Regions from separate parts of the Homo sapiens genome. Here region 2 is linked to region 1. A link is an interaction called in ENCODE POLR2A ChIA-PET data of the cell type or tissue named here. Cell type or tissue: K562. All regions are shown on one strand. Each heading gives the region's core, and the rest is flanking DNA. Links, peaks and the distances in the headings are about the cores only. Region 1 overlaps LOC100507336 (a long non-coding RNA gene). Region 2 overlaps SLC22A23 (solute carrier family 22 member 23).

Region 1 (2,926 bases), core at 203-2,702:
TCATGCTAAAAACTCTCAATAAACTAGGTATTGATGGGACATATCTCAAAATAATAAGAGCCATTTATGACAAACCCACAGCCAATATCATACTGAGTGGGAAAACTGGAAGCATTCCCTTTGAAAACCAGAACAAGACAAGGATGCCCTCTCTCACCACTCCTATTCAACATAGTGTTGGAAGTTCTGGCCAGGGCAATCAGGCAAGAGAAAGAAATAAAGGGTATTCAATTAGGAAAAGAGGAAGTCAAATTGTCCCTGTTTGCAGATGACATGATTGTATATTTAGAAAACCCCATCGTCACAGCCCAAAATCTCCTTAAGCTGATAAGCAACTTCAGCAAAGTCTCAGGATACAAAATCAATGTGCAAAAATCACAAGCATTCCTATACACCATTAACAGACAAACAGAGAGAACTCCCACAAAAATGGGAGTTTCACAAAAATTGTGAACTCCCATTCACAATTGCTACACAGAGAATAAAATACCTAGGAATCCAACTTACACGGGATGTGAAGGACCTCTTCAAGGAGAACTACAAACCACTGCTCAATGAAATAAAAGACGGCACAAAGAAATGGAAGAATATTCCATGCTCATGGATAGGAAGAATCAATATTGTGAAAATGGCCATACTGCCCAAAATAATTTATAGATTCAATGCCATCTTCATCAAGCTACCAATGACTGTCTTCACAGAATTGGAAAACACTACTTTAAAGGTCATATGGAACCAAAAAAGAGCCTGCATTGCCAAGACAATCCTAAGCAAAAAGAACAAAGCTGGAGGCATCACACTACCTGACTTCAAACTATACTACAAGGCTACAGTAACCAAAACAGCATGGTACTGGTACCAAAACAGAGATATAGACCAATGGAACAGAACAGAGGCCTCAGAAATAACACCACACATCTACAACCATCTGATCTTTGACAAACCTGACAAAAACAAGAAATGGGAAAAGGATTCCCTATTTAATAATGGTGCTGGGAAAACTGGCTAGCCATATGCAGGAAGCTGAAACTGGATCCCTTCCTTACACCTTATACAAAAATTAATTCAAGAGAGATTAAAGACTTAAATATTAGACCTAAAACCGTAAAAACCCTAGAAGAAAACCTAGGCAATACCATTCAGGACATAGGCATGTGCAAGGACTTCATGACTAAAATACCAAAAGCAATGGCAACAAAAGCCAAAATAGACAAATGGGATCTAATTAAACTAAAGAACTTCTGCATGGCAAAAGAAACTACCATCAGAGTGAACAGGCAACCTACAGAATGGGAGAAAATGTTTGCAATCTACCCATCTGACAAAGGGCTAATATCCAGAATCTACAAAGAACTCAAACAAATTTGCAAGAAATTAATAACCCCATCAAAAAGTGGGCAAGGGATATGAACAGACACTTCTCAAAAGAAGACATCTATGCCACCAACAGACACACGAAAAAATGCTCATCATCACTGGTCATCAGAGAAATGCAAATCAAAACCACAATGAGATACCTCTCACGCCAGTTAGAATGGCAATCATTAAAAAGTCAGGAAAAAACAGATGCTGGAGAGGATGTGGAGAAATAGGACCGATTTTACACTGTTGGTGTGAGTGTAAATTAGTTCAACCATTGAGGAAGACAGTGTGGCGATTCCTCAAGGATCTAGAACTAGAATTACCATTTGACCCAGTGATCCCATTACTGGGTGTACACCCAAAGGATTATAAATCATGCTACTATAAAGACACGTGCACCCGTATGTTTATTGTGGCACTATTCACAATAGCAAAGACTTGGAACCAACCCAAATGTCCATCAATGATAGACTGGATAAAGAAAATGTGGGACATATATACCATGGAATACTATGCAGCCATAAAAAAGGATGAGTTCATGTCCTTAGCAGGGACATGGATGAAGCTGGAAACCATCATTGTCAGCAAACTATCACAAGGACAGAAAACCAAACACCACATGTTCTCACTCATAGGTGGGAATTTAACAACGAGATCACTTGGACACAGGGTGGGGAACATCACATACTGGGGCCTCTCGGTGGGTGAGGGGTGGGGGCTGGGGGAGGGATACCATTAGGAGAAATACCTAATGTAAATGATTAGTTGATGGGTGCAGCAAACCAACCTGGCACATGTATACCTATATATCAAACCTGCACGTTGTGCACATGTACCCTAAAACTTAAAGTATAATTTAAAAAAAAGGAAAAAAGAAAATAAAATCATATAATACATGTAGAGCACTCAGCAACATCTGACAAACGGCAAGGCTGTAATAAACTGCAGCAGATATCATCATGGAATTACTAGCTCTTGCAAGAATCCCCACCCTCCACCCTCACCCAGGGCTGGATTGTGTCACTCAATGGCTGTGCCTACTGCGTAGATCTGGGGCATGCAGAACACACCTGCATCCAACCTGGCTCCTGATATTTCACCATGGCCTGAATTTCCTACTGTTGTGCTCTATTCCACAAGATTGGCCTTTCCAGCACCAAGGACTTTCCTGGACCACATTTGAGCTGGCCCTATCTTGTGCACCGTCATTTGGAAGGCTGGCTGCCCTCACAGAGCAACCTCTGTATCTGGGCTGTTTTTCCCTGCACCCTGCCCTGACTGCACAAACCAATTTGGGTGTCTTCAGCTGCAAATAATAGAAAAGCCAATGCAAAATCTCTTCCTTAGCTCATACAACCAGAAATCTGGCAGTAAAGCAGGCTTGCAGACTTTCAGTGGGTCAATGATGTTCTCAAGAACTGTGTTCCTCCCTGTTTCTCTTTGGATGTCCTCTGTCAGTCCAAGCTCAGGCTGGTGTGTCCCCCTTGTGGGTATTGTCTGGCAGCTGGTGGCATTCCTAGCTACATGTTGGCTCACCTTCAGTGGGAGAGTGTCTTTCCTCCAA
Region 2 (2,926 bases), core at 290-2,789, 220 kb after region 1:
AATTCACATTTTAAAGTAAATACAGACTCTCCTCCACCCCACCCGCTACCCATTCTGGGCTGTTCTGGCAGAGTTTTAAATGCTTTGTCGAAATGTATGAAATTGGACAGTTTTAAATAGTCAATGTGCATGTAACCTCCTCCCCCCGTGTGCATTGGTTAACAGTTGTAGCTCATGGATGTGTAAGATAAACTCTTACATCATCATAATCATTGTTTTAATCTTGTACCAACCTGGCCAGAAATGCTCTGTCCTGTGGGAACTGTCTGACTGAGCTGCCCCTGCTGCCCTGCAAGGTAATGGGGAAGGTCCTTCTAGCTGGGTTCACCTTGATCCCACCCACCTCCTACCCCCTGCTTTCTAAAGGTGTTTCTGTGACTGTTTTCCCTTCACGGAGGGCAATATTTCTTTGTTGGTTTAGCAGCAAAGAAAAATTAAGAACAATGACTATTTAAATCACTGTGTATGTCTGACAGACTGAGGATTTGGCAACATTGTTAAGTATTTCAAGTGTCTTTCTAGAGCAGAGGGAGAATAATGGATCAAAGTGAGTATGTGTGAAGAGCGCTGTGTCCTGGGGTCAAAGTAGAGGTGAACTTGAAAGTGATGAGATGGGATAGAGTGCCATTACCTTGGCAGTGAGGACCCAGGAAACAGCTATTCACACTCAGCCATGCACGGTGGGAGGAGAGAACAAAAATAGTTCTTAAAAGCAGACTATGGAGGCATATTGGAGAGCTGGGCAGTTTTTCTAAATTAGCATTCGAGAGGGTCACAGACAGCCCTCATGTGTGTGGCATGTTTTGGGTGATGCTTGATGACACGTTGCAGTTACTGGGCCAGACTGAGAGGGGAAACCTGGGAACAATAATTAGACACACATTTTCTTATACAGTAAAGCCTAGAAAGGACATATTGATTTTCACAGACAAAAAAGATCTAAATAAAGGACTGCCTTCCCAGTGTTCTGTGTGTTTCAAGCACATAACAAATGCTTCAAAGAGCTTTTCAAGCACATTTTGGCATGTTGGAAGGCAGACTTTTCCTGTGCTGCTGTGTATGTTGAATACTGTATCAGATGCACTAATGTGGGATGTACACTATGGTGAGTGCAGGAGTTCCAGGGGTCAGGTGCTTGTCAGCCCACATCCCAAGTAGAAGCAGAAAGTGGAAGGAGCCTTTGCCTTCTTTCAGTGGATAAAAGCTCAGGGTTTGAGAAGCTGCCTTTTGTGCCTCTTTCCTGCTCTGTTCCATGATCTTTCTCTTGCAAATAAGCCTCATGCTGTCTTCAGCATGTATCCTGTATTTAGTATGTATCCTTTAGCGTGTGTGTGCCCTACAATATATGCACCATTCTGTCCCTAGGTGTCAGAAAGGGAGAGGAAGACAGAAGAGCTACCAGGCACAGTTCTGGACCTCTTTCTCATGTGGCTGCTGGTATCCTAGCACCTACCTACACACGTGAAACTGTCAAGCCAGTTAGAATCCCAGGTTATTGTAGTTAAAAGGGATCTTAGGGCTGACCAGCCTCTCTCGCCTTCTGCATGATATCTCTAACATGAAGTTATCCATCCTAGTTTGAACACTTCCATCGATGGAAAGGGAGTGCTTTGTTAACAAGGCAGCTAGTCCATCCCGTAGTTGCTTTTCCTTGCAGGAAGGCACACTTTGGTAAATAAAACTCAGGTTAACTCATGCCTATTTGTGCCACTTGCTCCTCAGAATAATTTTTTTTAAAAAATTATTTCTTAAATAAAATGTGTTTTCAATAGCTTCTTTCCTGGCTGAAAAATCTACAGTACTTAAGCTATTCCATACGTGCAAAAATTTGCCATACTTATCGCTCTGGTTGGCATGTGTGTCTCTTAAGCATGGTACCCAGAATCCAACCCAGCCAGGCCCTGTGTGTTCTAACCCAAAGAGGGGATTGATGGATACTGTCCTTCCCCTACTGCAACCTAGAGTTGATTCATTAGGCTTAAACTAGACATGACATACTTCTGCTTCCAGACCATGATCACCAACCCCTCCAATGTTGTTTTCCTGGGAGTGGTGGATGAAATCAGGATTTTCTCAGTTTTAGGCTCATGTAGCATGACCATGACTTAGGTTTCATCTTAACAATTTTGAGTTTCTAGATCTCTCCCGTTAGGATCTTTTTATTTTTTGCCTTGGCCTTTGTATTTGTTATTGGTACCAGAATTTGCATCGCAGAATCTGCAATGCCTTCAAAATAATGACAACATTAATGTCAGTTTCTTTTGTGCAGCCCTTTATAGTTTATAAAACATTTCATATACATTATTTTCTTTGATTAAGAATAATAACCCAAGGTCAGTCTCTAGGCTTTTTTTTTTTTTTTTTTTTTTTTTTTTTTTTTTTTTTTAGACAGCGTCTGGCTCTGTTGCCCAGGCTGGAGTCCAGTGGTACGATATCACAGCTCTCTGAAGCCTCCACCTCCCAGGCTTAAGTGATCTTTCTGCCTCAGCCTCCTGAGTAGCTGGGACTACAGGCATGCACCACCACACCTGGCTCATTTTTATTTTTATTTTTTTGTAGAGAGGGGGGTCTTGCTATATTGCCCAGGCTGGTGTTGAACTCCTGGCCTCAAGCTGTCCTTCTGCCTCGGCCTCCCAAAGTGTTAGGATTATAGGTGTGAGCCACCAGCCAGACTAATAGCAGGTGCCAATCATGGATTTTAAGTCAGTGAACACACAGTTGAGTGTGCCATGTGTTCTGTACAAGAACCAGGTACAGATGCTCCTCTGCTTCGGATGGTGTTGTGTCTTGTGTCCAGATAAACCCCTCATCAGTTGGAAATATTGAAAGTGGAAAATACATTTAATACACCTAACCTACTGAATATGCTGGCTTAGCCCAGCCTACCTCAGATGTGCTGAGAACACTCACATTAGCCCACAGTTGG

The links. Peaks named below come from ENCODE experiments on the same cell type or tissue, not always from the same donor. Only the 100,000 strongest peaks of a DNase experiment are listed, where the experiment ranks them.
Region 2: POLR2A ChIA-PET joins it to region 1 with 5 read pairs; 2 of 35 experiments call an interaction of 5 or more read pairs at or near these places.

Annotation. Positions count from the first base shown.
Region 1 is chr6:3,671,495-3,674,420 of GRCh38, reverse strand. All of the region lies in intron 1 of LOC100507336 (a long non-coding RNA gene), which reads left to right. Among named protein-coding and RNA genes, the nearest start is that of PXDC1, 79 kb to the left of the region's middle. In K562, for the core only: no CTCF peak of the experiment used is centred there; no DNase peak of the experiment used is centred there; H3K27me3 peaks cover 99 bases.
Region 2 is chr6:3,452,060-3,454,985 of GRCh38, reverse strand. All of the region lies in intron 1 of SLC22A23 (solute carrier family 22 member 23), which reads left to right. Among named protein-coding and RNA genes, the nearest start is that of SLC22A23, 3.5 kb to the left of the region's middle. In K562, for the core only: a CTCF peak has its summit at 1,368; a DNase peak (open chromatin) is centred at 1,404.